Linked DNA regions of Homo sapiens: region 1 is linked to region 2. The links are chromatin contacts, found by Hi-C or POLR2A ChIA-PET in ENCODE. All regions are on one chromosome and are shown on one strand. Each heading gives the region's core, a stretch centred on a gene start or an enhancer-like site at or near the end of the contact. The rest is flanking DNA. Distances are from core to core; before and after follow the strand shown.

Region 1 (6,733 bases), core at 257-2,756, 220 kb after region 2:
CTCTCAAATTTATAGGCCATTTTACTCTTCCCACTGATGGGGTTGCAGTCTGTGTAATGCCACCAGTAGGTTTCTTATATTTAGCAACAGCTGTCATTTTAGTTTTAGGAAGTTCAGCTGAATTCTGCTTGATAGATGATGTGTGTGTTTGATTTAACTAAACCAGTAGGCAGTGCTTTTCAGATGCTGGCTAGAGTTCGCTGAGAATTCACTGCTCCCGGGCTTGCAAATTGTCATGGATTGTATGATGTTTGTTTTCTCCACAGAAATTATTCATCAGTTCATTTTGGAACAGCAGAAAGGAAACAGAGTGCCTCTCTGCATCAACCCTCAGTCTGCTGCTTTTAAGAGCTTTATTAGGTAACTATATGTATGTAATTCAACATTCTTGTTAGAATTAAAAGGATGCCAGTGTTACTTCATTATTCAGCATATTTGTTTTTATTTAGATAACATAGATAAAAGGTGCAACAGAAAGTTTCTGTTATGAGGTTTGGCTTTAGTCAAAAGTGTATTAAAACTGTAAGCATCTGGGCTGGGCGCGGTAGCTCATGCCTGTAATCCCAGCACTTTGGGAAGCCAAGGCAGACAGATCACCTGAGGTCTGGAGTTCAAGACCAGCCTGACTAACATGGAGAAACCTTGTTTCTTCTAAAAATACAAAATTAGCCAGGCATGGTGGTGCATGCCTGTAACCCCAGCTACTTGGGAGGCTGAGGCAGGAGAATCACTTGAACCCGGGAGGCAGAGGTTGCGGTGAGCCGAGATCGCACCATTGCACTCCAGCCTAGGCAACAAGAGCGAAACTCCATCTCAAAAAAAAAAACAAAAAACTGTAAGCATCACATTTTACACTGGTGCCAGTTCACTGCGGTTGCTTTGGCAATTTTTTCCCCGGATGACCATTGTGCTGCCTCATCACATATATGGCAGTCCTGCTGCAGCATTAGTATGGTGGCCACCTGTCCTGGAGTTAGACGTGGTCATCTCAGTTCCCACTACCATTCTCACTCCCTAGTAATAACTGCAAGCAAGAAAATAATTTTTTTGTGTGTAGGTGGACTGCTGGTGTAGCCTATTTAGAGGAGAAGTCAAAAGGCATATGGTAGAGCTATGAACCTACATTGGAAGTTACCAGGCTTCATTCTCCTTGTCTGTCTGTCCTTTCCTTCTCTTGATTTCTTTTTCCTTAACTCCTTATATATTGATCAGGGTCTAATCGGGAGAAATAAACCACTTCCCTAGAATACAAACGGGGAAAATTCAGTAATAAGAACTGTTAACTAGGAAAGATGATCAACTGCTAAAAGGCATAAAAGAGGATTCTGAAGGCTGCTGAAGTAGCAAATGCAGAAAGCAGCCACTCCCTGTAGACTGAGGGAGAGTAAACAAGAAAGGAATTAAGAATTTAGAAGAGGTTCCTCATGTAAGGACCTCTTTGGAGAGGGTATGGCTGCCACAGGAACTGGAACACACAGCACGAGGGTGGTGCAGAAGAGGAAGTGTGCCAGAAGGTGTGGCCAGAACTGGTCCATCAAAGACTGCCTGCCAGGAGAGTTCGGGTGGACCAAAGCTGAGCCTTCCACATGACCAAAAACAGGCACAACAAACCAAGGAAGGGAGACTGCTTCCTGATGCTACAGCCTTGCAAATGCCCTTCCAGCACCCTCTGTTGACAAAAGCTAACATTAAGCTAGGTGGCAAAGGGGAACCATGAACAGGGTCTGGCTCCAGTATCACAAAGCAGGACAAAGGGTGGATTCGGATATGAGTGGTCACACAGTCTCTATCTTCCCCGCTGCCTTTCTCCTCTCCTTTTTCTCTCTTCCTGCTGCCCTTTCCCTTTAATCATATTAAAGTTGGTTGGATTTGTTGGACCACAGTCAAGATTTTATGCTTAAAATTTGCAAAATCAGGTGACTTTCATTTCTTCCATGTATTTTTCTATTGGAAGAAGGAATTAAGTTGCACTTTTACTTATCTGTGGTTTTAAATTACTTTGTTTTACTATTTTCCCCTAAGAGTCAGTGACCCAGTCAGTTAGGCAGTTTAGCAGCTTAGGTGCAAATGATCCTGGGCCTTGGGGAAACAAGGGGTTACACTTTTCCCTCTCAAGTTTATAATCTAATTAGCAATCTTAGACATAGGAAAAAGCCAATAACAGATCTAGATCACCAATGCTAAATGATTACCTATACTTCTCCATTAATACTTGATAAAAGAATGCTTATAAGGCCCATTCAAAATAGGCCACTGTATTTTGAGAGGCTACTTTTAAATGGATGATTCTACATCCCTTAAGGTTATTTTCCTGATTGATTATTGAAATTATTACTTGTAATACCTACATTTACTTTACACTTTGAAGTAGGCACTGTGGAAAATACTTCACATCTATTATCATTTATTCATCCCAGTATCCTATGAGGTAAACAGCATTATTTCTTTCCAAATGAGAAGAGATTAAGGCACTTGCTCAGGGCCATACAACTAGTAAATGACATGTGGTTTTCAAGCCTACATATTAGCCACTATACCAGATTGCCTCTCCATAGATAACAGGTCCATAAACAAGCAACTTAGAATAAATTCAACTTCAAAGAAACAAATAAAAATCCAGAAGTGGAATTAATTTTTTCAGAGGAAGAGAGGAAAACAGGAAGTAGTGAATTACCCTTTTGTCCATTGTGACATTACAACTAATTTCTCCATCTCTGTTTTCTTCCAGTTCCACTGTTGCTCAGCCATCTGAGATGCCCCCATCTCCTCTGGTGTGGGAGTGATGGTGGAAGATAATGTACTACTGAAGATGTAATGTAGCTTTCCACTGGAGTCTGGGATTTGCAATTCTGGAGGTTAATCATGCTTGTACTGTAATTTTACTAATGAAGTTTTAAATTAACAACCACTACTTGTATGATATGAATAATATTTAGAAATGTTACTAGACTTTTAATCTTGTAAAGTGGTTGTGCTTTTAGAAGAAAAATATTTTACCCAGAGTTGCACATGTTTTATGAATTTAGTGCAGCTGTTATGGCTCACCTCAGAACAAAAGAGAATTGAACCAAATTTGGGAGTTTGGGGTTTTATGTTTTGTTTTTCTTTTCTAAAATGAAGTGAGATTGTTCACACACACACACACACACACACACACACACAAACACAAAGGACAGTCATACATTTTGATATTTGAGCCATTCCTAAAGATTTGGGGTTTTCTAAAACTAAAGAATCTAGGAACCTTGCCTGCGACCAATCATGGAGCCACGTGAGCTGATCGTGGCTGCACCTGGGGGGAGGGTAGGGAGGAGGGGCATGCCACCTAATGATCAAGCCCTATAATTAGCTTCTCATTAGAGCCGTGATGGTGATGTGTGCTGTCTAAAATCCAATGTTGTGGGTAGAGAGAATGAGTTTGTGACTAGGAGAGACTAAACTTTTGTTTTCCTTACCCAGTATAAATATATATATATATATTTAATCTATTTTTATTAGAAGTTTTTCTGCTCTTTCTTACATAAAAGAACCCCAAGCATGCATCTTTCATGTGTGTAAATAATTCATTTCTGGGCTAATTTCAAAAGAATCCCAATATTGCTGTATAGAAAGAGAACTAGCTTGCACATTTTAGGTCTGTGAAATTTTGTGAGACTTTTCCTGCACTGGACAGTAAAAAAATAATAAAAGACAAAAACAAATTTAAAAAAAAATTTAAGCCACAAAAAAAGGCACATAGGGAATTATGTCAAATGTGTTTGTGTCCTTAGGCAAAGCTGTGGGAGTCTTGAAATGTCACAGTAGTAAATAACTTATTACTTTTTGACAAGTTCTTTTTTTCTGTTGGAACACTGAATTCTTCTGTGCATATGTACATATGAATACAAATCGAAGGCCTCTACCTCCTGGAGTTATACAACTTGGCTTGTTTACCTCCACATGCTGATGATGACTATTTTTTTTTTTTGAGTTCAGTGTGGAGACTTGAAACTTGAATGTCCCTTCCAACTTTTATATTAAAAATAAAAAGACAAGAAAATTGAAGATCATTTTTCACCTGTACAAGGAATACTAATGGATCGTCTTAAAATTGGTCTAGGAAAAAACCTTGGTGTGTGTTATGGACAATTAACTGTTAAAGTTATTGTAAGTTATCTGTATTTAGCAGAGTATTTTCAACTTGAGTGATCTGAGCTGAATTTGAAGACTATTAATAAGTTATGTTTGGAAGTTTTAACTTCAATGAAGTAATTATTTGCTGTGAAAGAAACAAACATTGAATTACTAAACAAAGATGGTGCAATATCTTTGTTTTTTTTTTATGAGGCTCCTGAGAATCAACCCAACTGAAGCATTTCAATTCACTTGAATGAGAAACGTGTTTAGTATCAAAAGAGCCCAAGAAGACACTGGTGTGAAAGGTACAATCTCAGAGGTTGGTCAATTACCGTGGCACACTTTCTGGTCACTTTGTACAATGTAGATTTGAAGTACAGTGGTGAAAACATTAAATGTGACATTTGAAAAAGATGTGTCATCTGTTTTATTTCAGTTTCTTTCCTTTGTTTTCTCTTCAGTACAGCTCGTATCCTGACTTTGCAAAGTTTTGAGACACTTCCTATTTATATTTCCACTTTGATCTTTGAGGAAATTGGTTGTTTTTAAAAATCTTCTCAAAAACTTTAGATTGACAAAAACATATTGAAAATTTAGTTAAATCAATATCAAAGATGTGATTTAAATATACACAATAGAGAAGTCTTTTTAGACCTTGGAGTCTCTAATCCAGTGGTTTTCAAACTTTTTTTTCTTTGAAGCAATATCTTGGAGTCCAATATATTAAATACATAAAAGTAGATTGCTCTGTATGAAGCAGACTGGTAAAGGGACTTGACACCTCCCTCCTCTTCACTTCTGCCTCCTGCCTCTAGCAGCCCAAAGGTACTTTCAGCTAAGGAAGAAGTCCCAGCCCAGTGGTGGTGTAATCAAGGCCTGAAACCAGACTGCCTGACTTCAAAATACTTTCCCTGAGGCTAGATAAAGCAACATTACTCTTGAGTTTGTAGGTGGCGTGTACTTCTCCCTATCTTTTTTATTTAGCAAAATGAATGGATTTTTTTTCCTGACATTGAGGCAGTTGACTATTCTAACTCATGTAAATTAATATAAATACATTTATTATTCATTCAACAAAATTTTGAATACTTACTAAGTATAAGAATTACTTGTCAAGAAGCCATATTAATATCACCAATGCTTAGATAAGGAAACCAGTTTTATCACTTACAAGAGAGCATTTTGAGTTAACACATATCATTTTGAAACTAAATTCTGACCGGGCATGGTGGCTTACACCTGTAATCTCAGCACTTTGGGAGGCTGAGGTGGGCAGATCACTTGAGGTCATGAGTTCAAGACCAGCCTGGCCAACATGGTGAAACCCCATCTCTACTAAAAATATAAAAATTAGCCAGGCATGGTGGCGGGCGCCTATAATCCCACCTACTCAGGAGACTACGGCAGGAAAATCGTTTGAACCCAGGAGGTGGAGGTTGCAGTGAGCTGAGATCGTGCCAGTGCACTCCAGACTGGGCAACAGAGTGAGATTCTGTCTCAAAAAAAAAAAAAAAACAGAAACTAAATTCCTTTACAGATAAGTATTTGAGAAAATATATTGACCTGCTCTTACTGGAACCTACTTAGAAAACCAAGGAGATTTGTTCCTTGTTGCTTTATTTTTGGGAATTGCAAAACTGTGGAGTCAGTGTGGACAGGTAAGTTAGGGCTATAATCACCTACAATTTGTGTGCAGTTTAAGAACATGTGGAAGATGCAGATTATCTCTTACGATGACTCATAAGGCTTAGAATTTTTGTTTTTTTTTGTCTCTCTATGGTATGTTATTTAAAATATTACTTTATATTAAAATAAGAATAGAATGCAAAATTTGAATTTTGAAATTAAGACAACTTTTAAGATATTTTCAGAAAACAAATTGAGTTTACTGTTAACAGAGCCTCACCAAAGGCAGTTCTAAAGGGGACTGACTTTACTTCAAGAAGATGACATACTTCAAGAGGAAGAAAAAGAATAACTAAAAGCAGATCTCCAAGAATGGTGAACAAAGAAATCAGTGAACACATGGGGGAAACTAAGCAAACACAGATTGCATATAATAATAATGTCTGGTTGTGGGGATGATAAATTACAGCAGCAATCTTTAAACTGGGGTACAGACACCCCTAAGGATAAATGAAGACTCCAGGAGGTACATGGCACATATGTTTGTTTGGGTCTTTTTGAGACAGAGTCTTGCTCTGTCACCCAGACTGGAGTGCAGTGGCTTGATCATAGCTCACTGCAGGCTCAACCTCCGAGGCTCAAGTGAGCCTCCCACCTCAGCCTCCCAAAATGCTGGGATTACAGATGTGAGCCATTCACCCAGCCGAGCACGTATACTTTTAAGAGAGTCAACTTCACTAACTTTTTTTTTGAGGCAGGTCTCTGTCACCCAGACTGGAGTGTAGTGGCGCAATCTCGGCTCACCACAATCTCCGCCTCCCAGGCTCAAGCGATTCTCCTGCCTCAGCCTCCCAAGTAGCTGGGATTACAGGCACATGCCACTACCACCCAGCTAATTTTTGTCTTTTTAGTAAAGATAGGGTTCCACCATGTTGGCCAGGCTGGTGTCGAACTCCTGACCTCAAATGATCCACCCACCTTGGCCTCCCAA
Region 2 (7,072 bases), core at 2,398-4,897:
TGGGATTGAGTATAAATGATATTTTATGATATATTTGTAATTGTAATGTTATATGAAAATACATATGATTTCTTTTGGTGGCAAAGCCACAGTACACTACTACCACTATAGATGTTGCCTGCATCCATAATTGAAGAAAATGCCACATTTCAGTTAGAGGTTAGTGGTGTAATTCTTTCTCCCACTCAGGTTCGTGGCTCTCCGGGTTTGTCTGTGGAGCCCAGGTAAGAGCTCCCTGCTCTGGACTTTGTACTCTCTGGCTGTGATGGCTGGAACCACTGCAGCCATCTTGCCAGCAACTGGAGGGTGGACCACTATGGCGTTGGCATACCGGAAAGATGAAAAGAACCTGGGTCCTTGATACCATTGCTGGGCCTCTAAACCAACCAGCCCCAAAGCCTATTGACTTCAGTTATGGAAAATAATAAAATGACTTATTGTTTAAGCCCATTTGACCCAGGATTTCTATGGATTCAGCTAATTTACAGAGAAGGAAGAAGGTTTAACTTTATGTCAGAGTCAGTGTCAAAAGACAGAACAAATGGAGCACCTACACCGAGCTCACAATCCAAGTAGAAAGCCCCTTTCCTGACGGAAAGCAATTTAAACTGCCTCTGCTATATTCACAGTGCAGGAGAATACCGATTGCACAAAGACAACGTATGCTCTGAGCCCTGGAGTCAGTGAGACTTCTGGGAGCACCTGTACCTTACCATCATCTTGCAAGCGCATTGGATGGAGGTGAACCCTTGCACAAGGACAGATTGATGAAAACTCTTTCCTAACCACTGTACTTTGAGCACACCTGGAAGCAGTAACAAGCATTCTGAACATGAAAGCTTACACTCTATTGCCCACAGCATGGGGCAAGAACAATGTGGGATACATCCAAAAGCAGTGCTGCTCAAACTATAGTCCTCAGAAAGGAACATCAAACCTGATGATGCGTCTGAAACAGGCACCAGAAACATCAGGAACAGATTGCTGGGCCCTATCCTCAGAGGTTCTGATTCAGCAGGTTGGCAGCAAGCCCTAAAATGTGCATTTCCAAAAAAACTTAGTGTTATGATGAGGTTTTTGGTCCAAGGATCACACTTTAAGAAGCACTGTCCTAGAGGATCCACAGAGGCCCAGAATGACTCCCTCAGCCACATGGCTAATCATATCACTTAAGGAATAGGATCTGGCTTTACAAATTTATTAGGAGTCTGGTGCAGAGGCTGGTGCCTATAATCCCAGCTACTCAAGAGTTCGAGATGAGCCTGGGCAACATAGAGAGACCCTGCCCCCCAGCTCTTAAAAAACAAAGTTCATTAGGTATTAGTAGGCTGAAAAATTGATCTGGTTATCTAGTTCTCTTTGCCAAGTTTGTTTTGAGCCAGGCACAACTCTGCTTGACAGTGGAGTGCTGGAGCTAGCTGATACCAGCTCGAAAGAGCTAATTGTTAAATTTTCAGGAATTTTGCAAGCTGGTTATTATACACAGCCATCATTACAAATTAATTATATACACTTTTAACAAAATAAATTACATTAAAAACAAAGATACTTAGTACTCCTCACTTCCTAATTATTTTACTATATTTTATTATCATCTCTGCTCTTAAGGTTATTTACATCTACTGTATGTATGTGATGAAAAGATTATATGATGGTGTATCTCCTCTTCCCCACTCTACATTCGATGACTCACCACTGGTAGGTTGGAATCAGCCACGGTGGAATTTACACCATGGAAATTGTTGATTGTATTGATTTCAGATAATGATGGAGAAAATGTTAATACTGCAGATTAAACTTAAAATCATGTTGTGTCTGTAACTGTTACACTGTGACTAGTACCAAAAAATCAAGGCAATATTCTTCCAGCATTCAAATACTACCACCTGATTCAGCAAAGAAGTCACTATGTCATTGACTAACAAATGAAATTCTGATACACGTTTGTTGTTTTTCTTTCATTTGACTCCTTAATGGAAATGAAACTATCAACTGACATTCCTGTTGGAATTATCCTCATTTGTTAATGATGTGAGTTCTTCTTTGGCAAATTGGATAGCATTGATTCATAGTCTGATTTTGTCAAATCATGGTTGAATTGAAACCATAGTTATGGCTGGGGAAACAAGATTTCAACAAAGGTCAACAAAAGCACTGTGAGAATCAGTTGGCTGTGTGAAATTTACAATAAAGCATTGTATAGTTTACTCTTCTTTGTAATTTGGGTGCTTCACATCTGTATTAGTCAGATCAGACGGCCATAACGAAATATTATACCATGGATTGGGTAGCTTAAACAAGAAAAAGTTATTTTCTCACAATTCTGGAGACCAGAAGTCCAAGATCAAGGTTTCAGCCAATTTGGTTTGTGGTGAGGGTTCTCTTCCCAGCTGGTAGATGGGCCGCTTTCTCTTTTGTCCTCAAGTAGCCTTTCCTCAGTGTGCATACGCTTGCACATGGGCAGAGAGACCCAGCTCTCTGGAGTCTCTCCTTATAAGGACACTAATCCTTTCAGATTAGGGCCTCACCCTTATAACCTTATTTAACCTTAATTACTTCCTTAAAGTCCTCATCTCTGAATATAGCCACATCGGGGGATAGGGCTTCAACATAAGAATTGGTTGAGGGGGCAGCAGATACAAACATTCAGTCAATAGCAACATCCTTTCTCTCTGTAAAATATCTAAAAATTTATAATAAACAAATGATACAAAAGTTATAATAAACATTTTTTTCTGGAGAGCCAGTTTTAAAATATTAATGATCACCATCTTTTAGTCATCTTTATTTTCTGGACAGGGTAGGTCCTAGCTGATTATTAGGGGGAGGATTCCATTGCCCAGAGTGAGCAAAACTGGATGAGCAACTCCCTGGCAGAATTCTGTCTTACCAGGCTGATTTTGTTCGAATGTGCTGCCTGTAACAATAGTATCTTTCCCACGCTTGTAATTCGTCCTCCTGCGAGTAGCTTGGTGTACTTCCCTAGGCAGAGAGTTGTCCTGAAAGTGGCCAAACTTGCTGACCCAGGGCCACACCAACCCTCCCAATTGCTCACAGTCTGTCCCTCTTTCCTTACAAGTTTACCAGGGCACGAAAAGCAGGCAACTTCCTACTGAATCTCTCCACCAGAACAGGACTGGGGAAGGGACCTCCCTTTCTCATCAGAGGTCCAAGGCAGCAGTACAGCATGCTAATACCCAGAGGCAGGCAGTGCTACAGTTGGGCAGTCTGGTCAGTGGTGACAGTGCAGGCCACACAAGGCCTTGAGTTGGAGGAGCAGAGGGTCTTTCCAGAGCAGTGGAGATGATGTAGGACTGGACTTATTCACAAACTCGATGACTCTCAGATATGCTGGAGAGGAGAGATCAAGTCCTGCAGTTGCTCAGGTAGGGCTATCCAGCAGCAACTTTCTGATCTAACTATTTATGAGATCTCATTTGCACCTCATTTGTCAAGCTTCACCTTCATTCTGCAGATGAGAAAGCTCATTTTAGGAGAGGAGATGACTCAGCCAAAGAGGTCACATGGTGAATCAGGGTCCAGTGGTGTGGATGTGTCTGTTTCATTCAGCCTCTGCTCTGGGCAAGCTTTCTCCTTTAAATGAGCAGAGGAAGCATCAGCTCCGTGCATAGAAACATGCAGAGCCAGCTGGCATGTCTGCGAATCTGCATCTGTGCTTCTCCCAGACCTTTCAAAGGTTCTGGGGATGAGAGTGCAGGGTGAAGGCACTCCAGAAGGACTATGCTGGTAACTTGCCCAATGGCCCACTGTCATCGCCTTGACTCATCACCCACCTGTTTCATTTGTCTCTGTCTGGGAGCTTAACTAGAGTCCAAGTTCCTATAGGCAGGGAACATGATATGCATGGGCTCCTGAGCCAGAACTGTGTTCAAATATTGATGCTGCCACTTACTAGCTATGCCACTGGGCAAGTCCATTAAATGGAAAAGGAAAGATGCAAAAATTCGTTGAGGGCCAGGATGTGGTAGCTCACACCTGTAATCACAGTGCTTTGCGAGGCCAAGGATTGGCCTCCCAGATTGAATTCCAGATTGCTGAGGCCAGGAGTTCAAGACAAGTCCTGCAATATAGCAAGACCTGTCTCTACAAAGAATAAACAAAAAATTAGCTGTGCATGGTGGCACGTGCCTGTAATCTCAGCTGCTTGGGAGGCTGAGGCAGGAGGATCCCTTGAGCCCAAGAGTTTGAGGTTACAGTGAGCCATGACTGCACCACTGCACTCCAGCCTGGGTGACAGAGCAAGACCCTGTCTCTAAAAAAAAATTTTGTAACATAATGAATGCCTTTTATAAGTTAGGATTTGTTTTACTTGTAAATGACTGAAACCCAACTCAAACAGGATTAAGCAAAAAAAAAAAAAAAACAGTTTATCGTTTCAGCAATCAAATGATCCTGGAATAGACCTTATAGGCTTCTGGTGAGGCTTGAGACCTTGTAGACTTCCAGGGGGCTGAGCAATGTCCTCAGGACCCATTTTTGCTCTCTCCATCTCTAGCCTCCACTTTTTCGGTGTTGGCTCCATTGTGGGCTTTCTACTCAGGGTAGAAAGGTGGCTGCCTAATCTCCAGTTGTGTATACATGTGCTGCATATACCAACTGTCAAGCTCCCATCCACTGGTAAGGAAAACCAGTCTCTTCCCCCAAAACACTCACACAAATCCTAGGCTTCACTTTGGACCAATCTAGGTCATGAGTTGCACCCCTGAACCAACGGCTGTGGCTAGGGGAATCCAGAGCACTGGTCAGCCACGCTTGAGTCACTTGCTCACCCCCTGGAGTGAAAATGAAGCCTGGTCCAGAGCTCACAAACTACAAATGCGGTATGGAGAGGTTTCACAAAGAAAAAGAAAGAAACTATTACTGAAATAAGGTACAATGGATTCTGGGTAGCCAAAAAGACAACAAATGTCTGCCACACCTACTATCTACCATGCTCCTGGTACTTTTTTTTTTCATTAAACTCTTGCAATGGTATAACTTAACCTTTCAGAATCACAGTTTCCCCTTTTTAAAATGAAGATAATGATACCTAATAAGACTAGCTACTACTTATCTGGTACTTTCTAGGCACTGGGCTAAATGCTTTATGTATTCCAACTCATGTAATTATTTATATCATAAGATTATTGTTGGAAATAAATTAAAATAGATGACATAAAATGTCCTAGGCATAATACCTGATACATAATAGGTGATAAATGTTTAAATGCATTTTATTTTATCAGTCACTCAAGCACAGTATTAAGCACCTAACAGATGCTTATTTTAAAAGATGAACAAATTAATCTATGTATGAAATTATTTCTGCATTTACTTATTTATACTCTACCTAGTTGCACAAAGGATTTGATATACAGGATATGCATTCGATAATATAGCACAATATAAACAGGTAAATAAAATCAGGACCAAGGAATGTGTGAATTAGAATAGAATAATAAGATAAGGGGAAAAATAAAATGCATTAATGGATGTCATGGATTTAGTTTTTGAATTTGAGGCTTCGAGTTTCCTGGCAACCAAAGAGAAAAGGGAAAACCCGTTGGCTGCAATACCACAGTTCAAGAATGCAAAATAAAATCATTCCTCCAGGAAGATAATTTAATGCATTGGCTTTTGAGATAAAGGAATTCTTGTTGGGCAGTTGGGGTAGTGGGGACAGGGACAGATACTGAAAAACTGTATTTGAGGTAAAAACAGTAGTTTTTTTTAGCACAGGAAGTAATTGGCAAAAAAGCACCTAATCTTTTGTGGGGCAAATGCCTGATGTACTTTTGATAACAGAATGAGGTGCCACTTTAGGCCTCTGATACAACAATCAAATCCCTTGAGGTGAAATGCCTCCCACAGCCTTGGGGGGGATTTCCCTCCAACAGACGCCATATTCAGAGGGGAGGCAGGAAGCTAGTCTCCAGAAAGAAGCATACCCTGCAGACCTGACTTCCATTCTCAAGAAGAGACCCAGGAGCTGTTCTCCCTGAGGCCTAAGGAGGAGAAACCAAGGGGGTTTTCACCTGGCAGCTCCCCTAGGCAGGATAACTCTTCTCAGCTCCAAGGTCCCTGCCTGCAGCCGAGAAAGAGTTAATTGCAGTGACCCAAATCTGCAGTCCCATTTTCAGCATGCTGAAAATTACTTTTTAATCCTGGCTTTTAGGGCTTGCCTGGGGAGCCATCTGCTGCACCCTCCCCCACCTCGGGCACACAGGATTACTCCCACCTGCCCGCCTAACTTGCTTTTGTGGGGCCTAATTCTGCTCCTGCCCTTCCAGATCATAGTAATTTGGAGGATGACAGTTTCATTTGTGGCGTAGGAAGAGAGCAAAGATTTTAAAACAACAAAAAGCAAGGTCTTCCAGCCCAGATTAAATAGAAAACAATTTGAAAGGTCAGAATCCACAGAGGTACAGGTCTGGGATAATCAGACCCCCAGCCTCAGCCATGCCATGCCATCTGTTGCAGGCATCTGGGGCTGGGCAATGTAGCACTTGGTTTTATTCTGGGTTCCAATACTTAGGGGTCATAGGGTTCCAAAAGTGGGTGATGCACCCATGACTCAGCTTGCTCCATCCAAGGAAATTGAGCAGAAGTCCCTAAACTCCCACTGGAACAAGACCTAGAGATTATGCCCTAGTCTCTCAGTCCTTCAGCACCTCTCTAGACCAGTTTAGGGAAGCCCCCTACTGTGTGCCTTGGTCTGCACCCTCAAGGACCTAACTGTGCAATGGAGGAGAGATGAGTCATAAAGAGTACCCAGTGGGATATATGCTACGATGGGGCCTTTGACCTGAGCCTTGAAGAATAAGCATTCACCAGATAGACAAGGTGAGACAGGACCTTCTAGAGAAAGGGAATTGCATGGACAGAAGCCAGAGATGGGATGGTGCTTCTGAGGAGGGTACAGGAAAAAAGGGTCTCACCTACATGGCTGGTGGAAGTTATCAGTTCCATGGGTACAACCTCTGAGAAGCCAATCTAGCAATAATCTTTGAAATTACAAACATACATATCCTTTCACCCAGAAATTCCGCTTCCAAGAATTCAACTAGCAGAT

The links. Hi-C counts contacts between places; a loop is a spot of excess contacts on that map. ChIA-PET counts read pairs that join two places held with the same protein, here RNA polymerase II (POLR2A). Pooled maps may share reads with other maps.
Region 1: a map of OCI-LY7 shows a loop between it and region 2 (2.4-fold over the local background). The contact joins two enhancer-like sites. A Hi-C loop is called at or near these places in 1 of 168 maps with a recorded cell type or tissue (OCI-LY7) and 2 of 50 pooled maps. POLR2A ChIA-PET finds 5 or more read pairs at or near these places in 3 of 52 experiments (CD8-positive, alpha-beta memory T cell, Caco-2 and activated naive CD4-positive, alpha-beta T cell).

Annotation. Positions count from the first base shown.
Region 1 is chr17:28,191,854-28,198,586 of GRCh38, forward strand. NLK (nemo like kinase) reads left to right here. Exons shown (of 11, transcript NM_016231.5): 10 at 267-360; 11 at 2,729-4,528. The coding sequence ends at 2,783. Among named protein-coding and RNA genes, the nearest start is that of TMEM97, 120 kb to the right of the region's middle. RefSeq lists an enhancer at 1,397-1,606. Within about 2 kb of position 1,507, at least 3 of the 41 ENCODE cell types and tissues checked have a DNase peak (open chromatin) inside an H3K27ac peak, as active enhancers do.
Region 2 is chr17:27,971,769-27,978,840 of GRCh38, forward strand. All of the region lies in intron 2 of LINC01992 (long intergenic non-protein coding RNA 1992), which reads right to left. Among named protein-coding and RNA genes, the nearest start is that of LINC01992, 16 kb to the right of the region's middle. RefSeq lists enhancers at 3,335-3,629, 4,857-4,986. Within about 2 kb of position 3,648, at least 3 of the 41 ENCODE cell types and tissues checked have a DNase peak (open chromatin) inside an H3K27ac peak, as active enhancers do.